Linked DNA regions of Homo sapiens: region 2 is linked to region 1. The links are chromatin loops, found by intact Hi-C in ENCODE. Cell type or tissue: A673. All regions are shown on one strand. Links, peaks and the distances in the headings refer to the core of each region. The heading gives the core; the rest is flanking DNA. Region 1 has its middle 230 kb from the start of MIR548AB. Region 2 overlaps LOC105374016 (a long non-coding RNA gene).

What was found. Hi-C counts contacts between places; a loop is a spot of excess contacts. Peaks named below come from ENCODE experiments on the same cell type or tissue, not always from the same donor. Only the 100,000 strongest peaks of a DNase experiment are listed, where the experiment ranks them.
Region 2: a loop joins it to region 1, with 5 times the contacts of the local background. A loop is called at or near these places in 8 of 110 quality-filtered maps.

Annotation. Positions count from the first base shown.
Region 1 is chr3:103,290,097-103,294,502 of GRCh38, forward strand. No RefSeq gene overlaps it. Among named protein-coding and RNA genes, the nearest start is that of MIR548AB, 230 kb to the right of the region's middle. In A673, for the core only: no CTCF peak of the experiment used is centred there; no DNase peak of the experiment used is centred there; H3K27ac peaks cover 1,724 bases.
Region 2 is chr3:102,671,797-102,676,202 of GRCh38, forward strand. It overlaps LOC105374016 (a long non-coding RNA gene), which reads right to left. Exons shown (of 14, transcript XR_001740824.2): 5 at 3,170-3,332; 6 at 1,958-2,190. Among named protein-coding and RNA genes, the nearest start is that of ZPLD1, 240 kb to the left of the region's middle. In A673, for the core only: CTCF peaks have their summits at 1,890 (motif pointing right) and 3,222; DNase peaks (open chromatin) are centred at 1,935 and 3,225; H3K4me3 peaks cover 547 bases; H3K27ac peaks cover 1,065 bases.

The sequences.
Region 1 (4,406 bases), core at 119-4,118:
TATATATGTGTATGTATGTGTGTATACAGGTACACTCACATATATATTCATATATATATATATATAAACACACACACACATATAGCTGTGTGGCACATACTGACATTTTGGTCAATGATGGACCACATGTATGATCATAATGGAGCTGAAAAATTTCTATTACCTAGTGATGTCTTAGCTGTCATAACGTCATAGTGCAATACTTTACTCACACGTCGTGGTAGTGGTGGTATAAACAGACCATCACATTTTCTGTTATGGACATAATACTTCAGAATGCTAAGAAACAACTATGTTATTGGCTTATGTATTTGCTACACTATATTTATCATCATTACTTTAGAATGTATACCTTTTAAAGAAGTAAACTGTGCAACAACCACAAGCAGGTCCTTCAGAAGGTATTTTCCAGAAGAAGGCGTGTTCCTCACAGGATATGACAGCCCCATGCATGTGTTGCCCCTGACGATCTTCCAGTGGGACAAGATTGTGCAGGTGGAGGACAGTGGTGTTCATAATTAAGTGTCTTAATTTTAACAAAAAGGCTTAAAAAGTAAATATAAAATAAAAAATAGAAAAATGCTCATATAAAAAGACATAAGGAAGGAAAATATCTTTGTACGGATGTGCAATGTGTTTGTGTTTTAAGCTATGTGTTATCACAAAAGAGTAAAAATATTATAAAACTAAAAAGTTTATAAATAAAATATTATAGTAAGTTGAGGTTAACTTATTATTGAAGGAAAAATATTTTTAAAAATAAATTTAGTGTAGCCTAAGTATCACTGTGTTTTAGTTGCCTACAGTATTCAGTAATGTAACATGCTGTACAGGTTTGTAGTCTATTCGACATAGCCTAGGTGTGCAGCAGGCTATATCACCTAGATTTGTATAAGTACACTCTATGATGTTCACACAATGATGAAGTTGCCTAACAATGTACTTTTCATAATGTATCCTCATTTTTATGCAATATATGCCCCCCAACACACACACATACACATCCCTCATCTTCAAAACACACTACAGCTCTAAATTAACTTTCTGAACAATATATTTTGCTACTAGGAACCAACTAATTAAAATTCCTTCAACCCACACTTCTGGCATAACTCGTCTGATTTATAATGAAAACTAGATTAAAAGAAAAAAAGAAATATGTTGTAATAGAGAGAAAAAAGTGATTTACTAAATATGAGCAGTTTTTTTCCCCAGTTTATGTGTGTACAAGTGTATCTTTTATTTATTCAGTATAAAAAACCATGGTCTTTTCTGGAGCTATTTAGTAGATCAAACCCACACGTTACTCCCCATCCTGTCAAATGAGCTGTATTATGAATTATCACATTAGAGTATCTAAGATGTTCTGGAAGGAGGTACATTTTATTTATTTTTGCTCTTGCCAAATCCCCAATGTCTTTATTTATCATTCTCTGCTTCCTGTAAGCAATACGGTTACTCCATTCTCAAAGTCACTGAACAAATTCCTGCAACTTGAAACCACAGGCATCGGGGAAAAAATAATCTGAAAGTCCACATGTAAAATGTGCTTTACCTACTTAATTAGTTCCCATAAGCATAATTTGTATTGTGTTAGTAAGATACATAGATTAATTTACCTCGACTTATTTTTCCAATAGAAGCGAGAATGAGGAAATAAACAGTATCTTGTTTTTAAGAAAGAAAGAAAATGATTCTAATTTTATTCATGAGCTCGAGTCACATTGTTTCTGGAATGTCAAACTTGAAAGACATAAATACCATAAGAACAATACACTATTCTATAATTTAACACCTGTCTCCCATAAATAGGCTATGGCATTTTCATGCTTCTGTGTTAATGCAATATGTTGCTTTTTTTTTCTTTTTGCTACTACCATGAAATGTCTGGAACAGAGCTATGAGCATTTTAAACTTGGCTGTAGCATGCCTGCTCTGAGGCTCTCTGTGCATTTTTTTTCCCTATCAGACTCATTTCACTTTGCATGCTTTCCAAATTATAAATGTCACAGCATTGTTTAAATGTGACTATGTTACTAAGGGAAGGAAAGTTCCAGGTTAACATGGACATAATAGAGATTTAACTTCTAGCTAATATTTTTAGAAGAATATAATTACAACTTTTCTTAGTACAATATGTTTACAAGTTTCTGATAAAAGTAATAAAAGGTGGAGACAATAAAATACTGTACTAATTGCAGATTAAAAGTACAGAGGATATCATGCCTCAAATGGGTTGAGGGTAAAGCTTAAAATATTTAGCGAGCTTGCAAAATATAGACCATTGCCCCCCCTCCTTTCCATACTCTAGGTTTGTGCATTCCTAGACACAAAAGGTTGTGTTTGAATTTTAGTACCAGAATTCAGAGACAGATGGGGGAAGGATGGAACAAAAGTTTCAAAAGTAGATGAAATCCTTTTGAGCCTTTATACACTCTGTGATCTCGAGAAATTTACAGGAAGTTATTAAGCTTCAGTTTCTTCTGTGAAATGTGAATGATAATGAAAAGAACTTGCAGAGTACTATGAAGTTATATTTGCGTATTTGCACATGGCTTGGTAAAGTGAGTTTCTATATAAATGTCAGCTGTATTTTTGTAATGTTTACAAAGTTCTTCGTACCTTACACACTACATACATCACTCATCCTTGTAAAAACACCATGAGGAAAAGTACTATTTTTATCCCCTTTGCACAAAAAGTGAAAATGGAGGCATAAAGAAATGAAAAGATTTGGCTAAGGTCACACTAGTTGTGAAGTATCCCAAATTTGGACCAAGCAGTCTGACTGCACTCTTTCCCATTTTTCTACACTGCCTCTTAACTGAATGCAACCTTGAGATGATCATCATTTCCTCATCTCTCACCACGCTTTCTGCAAGTGTTCCTTTTGTGTCCCTTGAGGAATGGCCTCTAGATGTGCTAGTACATCCGCTTATTACTGTCTCTTATTCTGTAGAGGCTTTCCCTAACAGGAAAGTTAAAGACAAAATTTACTTATAACCCAACTTTGTTTAAAATTATTCTTGAATGTTAAGGATGTGGGGCTCATGTTCAGAAAACAAAAGTAGAAATAAGTGCTATGGAACAGGAGTGGAGCAGACACTTACCCAAAGTGTTATTTCAATGGGTCAATGAGCTGGATTTTTTAACGACAAGCTCCTAGGTGTAAAACGCCCTCGCTGTGTGCAATCCCTATATTGGCCAGCTTTTTGGGAGGGATATTGCTATATTAGGCCCAGCCATGGAAGGAGAAGCAGGTCCCTAGTTGCACTGCTTGCCTTGCTCCCTCCTCCTTTTTCCTTAATAAAGAGAGATGCTCGTGCTTCTTCCTCATAACCTGCAATAACTCTAACTTCTGGATGGGTTTGGCTCAGTCAAAGGGAATGGACTCGTGGAAACACTACCTGTTGCAGCAGGCATGAGAGACTCCCTAACCTTTCAAGCAGTAGTTACATTTTCTACTGCAATACCGGGAGTCCAGCTTCATTATGGTTTTGTCAGACCTTTATTTACTCACTACATAAAGTTTTCCGGCAAGTCAGTTTATCCTGCTTTCATATTCTTGCTCCATTCTGGAATGAATCCTTCTAAAAATGAGAATATTTTTGGTTTTTCACTGGAATACACCTTTTTATTTTTATTTTTATTTTGCTTGATACTTTTTCACATCCTTTCTAATCTGCTCAAAAACAAATATGTCTCATATCAGTGAACCAAATATTATGTGTCCCATCTTCCAAGTTTTCAGGTTTCAGCACTGATTTCTTTGATTATATTAATTCACAAATAATCTCTTCCATCACTAACCTCTTCATATGATCATAGTCATACAATAATTCAAAATATAATGATTCTCTAATTATTTATTCTATAGGTAAATACTAATCTCTGTAAATCTTTCATATGCTTTCCATAACAACAGATGCATCAAGGATTTTCAATAATTTTATTTGTTTGTTTGAACACTAGCTATAACTTAGAAACTTAACTTACTTCTCATTAAATAAAGTCAGAAACATAGAAAATAGAACTTATTGAAATGGTGAAGAAGAGAAAGAAAGGAACAAAGGCCCAGTTGTTTCAAATGCGTCAATAACAGATATTTTAAGACTGAAAAAAATCTGCAAAAGAGAGAATGGAAGTCAAAAGTGAGAGCTGTCTTAACACCAGTGATCTTTTCCAATAGCTGTAAAATATAACAGCATTTTCTTTTCTTTTTTGTAAAGTTTGGAATGAATATTGGACATATACCCTCTTCACCTGGAAACATGTTGGCATTAAAACTGTAATATTTATTTTGTTCCAGTTTTACAAAAGAAAAGCTTTCAAACTATAATTTACTTGTGATGCCCTTCACATTGTAGTAATATAATTCTAAAAAATTTCAAAAACTTAGCTACATC
Region 2 (4,406 bases), core at 208-4,207, 620 kb before region 1:
AGCTTATGTACTAGCAATCACTAGCAATTGATGGAGGAATAGAAATAAGAACAATACACCTCCTAAATTATATTATAATTCAATAGAAAAAGATGATCTGAATTGATGCACTATTTAGGAATATACCTATTACGTTAAGTAGTGTATATCTGTATCAGAATACCATTAAGTGCATAATGTATTATATTCTCAGTTTCTAAGGTGCGTAACATCTAGGTGTGCTCTGTTTGGGGCCGAGGCATCCTTTAATAATTGGCAGAAGTTACATCCCAATGAGGATGGTTTACTCCAGGAATTTCAAAGCAATTTGCTTACTATCAGTCAGCTCTTTTATTTTGACAAGGCAGGTTAGATTTTAGCTTACTTTGAAAAATACAATTAAGTCACAGAAAGTTGGTTGTCTAGTGTTAACAAGCAAAGAAGGGGTATTACTATTGTGTGGTTATGTGGAATTGTGAGGATTGAGGGAAGGATGGCTCACGTTTCTATTGCAGGTCTTACATGATCATTTACTTAGAAGTACTCTTTGGGTTTATGGCTATTTCAACACCAAATGAGATTATCATTTTCCCTTTTAGGGAGCTCTTCCATTATAATTAATGACTCACACAAGTCATGAAAAATGGCCATGATTGTACCACATCTAAGACATGTTTGCAGTAAATTCTGGAAGATTTAGCCTCATCCATCAATTGAATAGGTTGTCCTAAATACACATGATCATTCAAGCCACAGCACCTTTGTGGCAGTTAATAAGCTATCCTTGTTCAGTGGGTGTTTAAATCTTGTCCTTCAGCCAAGTGAAATAAAAGGAATGTTCTCATTAAAAGTCAAAATCTAAAAAGCAAAATTCAATCTGTCAAATTGTCAAGTGTATTAAAGGTGAAAAATAAAGCTGCTAAGACGCTTGGGTCTTTTTTTAGACTCTTGTTTCCCTGGCGAGAAGAGAGAGTCTTTCTGAGACAGGAGTCCTTTTTATACACATTTCATAATAGTTTGTGCCCCTAAACGTAAGCTCTGAGCCAATAACATTCAGGTCCTGTTAACACATTTATACAGGTTTCTAATCAATAAGTGGTTATTAATTTGAAGTACATTTTAGTGACTAGATCTTCAAACCTATCTGCCTCCCACAAGCTTCCAACTCGGATATATATGTCATAGAACAAACGGGAATTCAGTATGAAAGATTAAAATGGACTTAATTCAATGTCTAAGATATTACCTTTATTATGAATTATCCCTTTTAAGATGTTTATTCATACCAACATCTGTAATAATAGTCGTGAGCAGAAATGATGCAAGCAATATATTTTTCTCATGGACAGCCATATTTCAGGTCAGTCCTAAAATAAACTTACTATCAAAATTTTTAGCTAAATATTATCTTTACTGGGGGATGAGGTAGGGTTATCATATAAAATACAAATGGCCACAAATTTGAATTTCAGATACATAATAAATGTTTTTTAGTGTAGATATGCTCTAAATATGGTATGGGACATACTTATACTAAAATATCTATTAGTTGTTTATCTGAAATTCAAATTTAACTGGAGGAATACTTATTTTATCATGATTATTTCTGTCCTAATCGGCAACCTAGGCGTGAGGGGAAACCGTCGTTTGAAGAAGGTGTCTGCTGAAGTCTCAAATAGAAAAGCAGAGGGACACACTTGTTAAGGCAGCTCTGGTAAGGTTTCCTCTATCTTTCCCCAGTTTACCAAACGAAGTGGAAGTCATTGACTAGGGCCAAAAAAAAAAAAAAAATCTCCTCACCACTGTCCCAGCTCATTTATGAAGACATTTTCTTTTCGCCTGGAACTGAAAAAATAAATCAAAGCCCCTTGGAGCCTGATTTATTAGTTTTCACCGAGTGTCATGCAGCCACTAGATGGCAGTAGCAGCCCATCATACCCCGCCCCCTCCCTGGCGTCCTGGAGCCAATTTTCTGTACCTTGTCCTCTTTCTCTTCGCAGGTTTCAGCTTGTCACTTTTCTTCTCCCTCTTTGTTTTCTATTTTTACTTTTATTCGAATGCCAGAAAAACCAGCTGGTTGAAGAAGTCGTGCGGTGCTCCACACGTTTGTCACAGAGGGTGCTGTGACTGAAAAGCCTAACTGATTTTCTAGGCTGCCGGAGCTGGATATCAGGCACCAGGGCACAAGGACACTTGCACTGGAAGCTGTGGCTGGGTAGATAAGGACAAAGAGTGTGATCATGCTTTGCTAAGTCCAGGACACAAGTCTGATTCTCCTGCATGTGAGAATCTCTCTCAGCTGCAGCTAGGTGCTAATCCGTGAACAAGCAGCTCATGGGGGACTTCCCAAAGGTTGTGGAGTTGGAATTTTGGTGTTCCTTTTCAAGACATGAATTTTGTTTTCAGGAAAAAAAAAAAACAAGAAAACGAAAAACCACATTGAGTTACAAAGCTATTCACATGGAGGTATCAGGAATTGATCTTCAGTTTCTAAAGTCCTCCTTAGAGATTTTTAAAGTTGGTAAGTGAGAGAAGAACTTTACATTTTGTAAAAATCTATTTTATTAAAAAGAGGATCTCTTAAATTCTTACTCCGAAAAAGTAGAGGAATGGAGAATACTGTGAAGCAAACGGGTTAAATGAATTCAAATCTTGCTCTCACCAAGGGCATGGCATCCATACGGCGAAGGCAGTCCTACCCTTCCCTCGCTGTTCCCTTTCCCTTCTGCCCGCCCCAGCCACTGCAGTTGTGCAGAAGACCTTGCTATCGATATTGACTGGTACCCTTGTTCCAGAATTCACACTTTAGCTTTTTTTCCAGGAATATAACCTCTTGTATTTAAACATTTCAAAGCAGATTATAAGCTAGGTTTGGATTCTGTTTGCACCTCTTCATTGTTCTTCATTGTCAACCTAAAACTGCATTATTATATATTTTTTAGTTGGGTATTTCCCTCATCTTTCTTCTCTCATTTAGCAGAAAAAAATCAAGTTTAATACTTCTCTAATATGTTAGATATAGATTTCCTGATTTATTTTTTGAGCTTGGGAACAGTAACTTCTGCCAAGGGATTCTTCTCGAAGCAGAATGGGCTTTTTATCTCTGCCACCACTGACAACCAGTTAGTTGCTTAGCAATGATTGGGATTGAATAAGAGGGGGCACTGTGGTGCATACTCTTGGAACTCACTGTGGTGGCCTCAGCCTCCTATTCACTGTAGATTTGTCTTCAACTCTTTCTGGAAAAGGGTTGGGTGGGGGATGGTTCAAGGAAGTCTTATTATGATAAGAATCGTCAATCCACTGGGTGGCTCCTGGATCTAGGAACATGTCAGCTCCCTGGTTCTTCTTGCCTTGGAACATTTTTAAAAAGGAATTTCATATGTTAAATTCTACTTTGTAATTTTCTGTAAATTATTTACTTTATCCTGCACTGGTAATTCATAAGCAAATAGTTTTCCTTGAAGGAGACAAATAAACACAAATTACATTTCAATAATATTTTCCATTGATTAATGTATAATTTGGAATGATTCATTCATGCATTTGTAATTCATTTGTTCATTCATTTATACATATTTTATTTATTTCACAAATATTTGTCTTCTATATTCTAGGCACTGTGCTAAAGGCTGGGGAAACAAAACAAAAGCAAAACAGAAAAATGGATATTGCCCCAAGCTTCATATGATTTATAGTACATTTGATGATTTGTCTTAATGAAAGCTATATATGAACTTAGGGATTTTAAAATTAGGGGCAGTGTAATGTTGTTTTCCTGTCCCTCTGGAATGGGGAAACTAACATTTAATGAAGGTCTCCTATTAATTCATACACGATCTCATTTCTCACTTTTCACTCACGTATGTCATGAATGCATAGATAGACACATGTTTTCCACTTGCAAACAACTATTTATAAACTTTACTTGGTAGAAGAAAATGTCAACCTATCTCCTAATCATACACTTTCTCCATACACTTATTCAACATCAGTTACTGGAAGATTATTCAGTGCCAGATGTGTTGTAGATATGGTGGGCAGAATGGCAGATGGACAATGTCCCCACTCTCTTGGAGATTATATTTATGAGTTTATAACAATTACAGATTAGAACTATGGATTTTACTACTTTAGCATTAATCGCTAGGGAAAAAGACATATCCTTTCTTCTGTGAACAAAGAATTCTTATATCTATATTCTATAAGTTAATGAGAGCTACTCCACAGAGCCAAGAGAATCAGTGTGGAGAGTAATTGGAGACAGCAAGCTCTGCCTACATACGAGTTTCCAAGGGAAGTACAGACTCAGGGTCTTACATCCAAGACAAAATCTTCCCCACTCCTGTACCTCATTTTATACTAAGCATAATATCAAAACAGAAAACAGAATTTACATAAATAAATAGATATTTGTCTACTCCCTT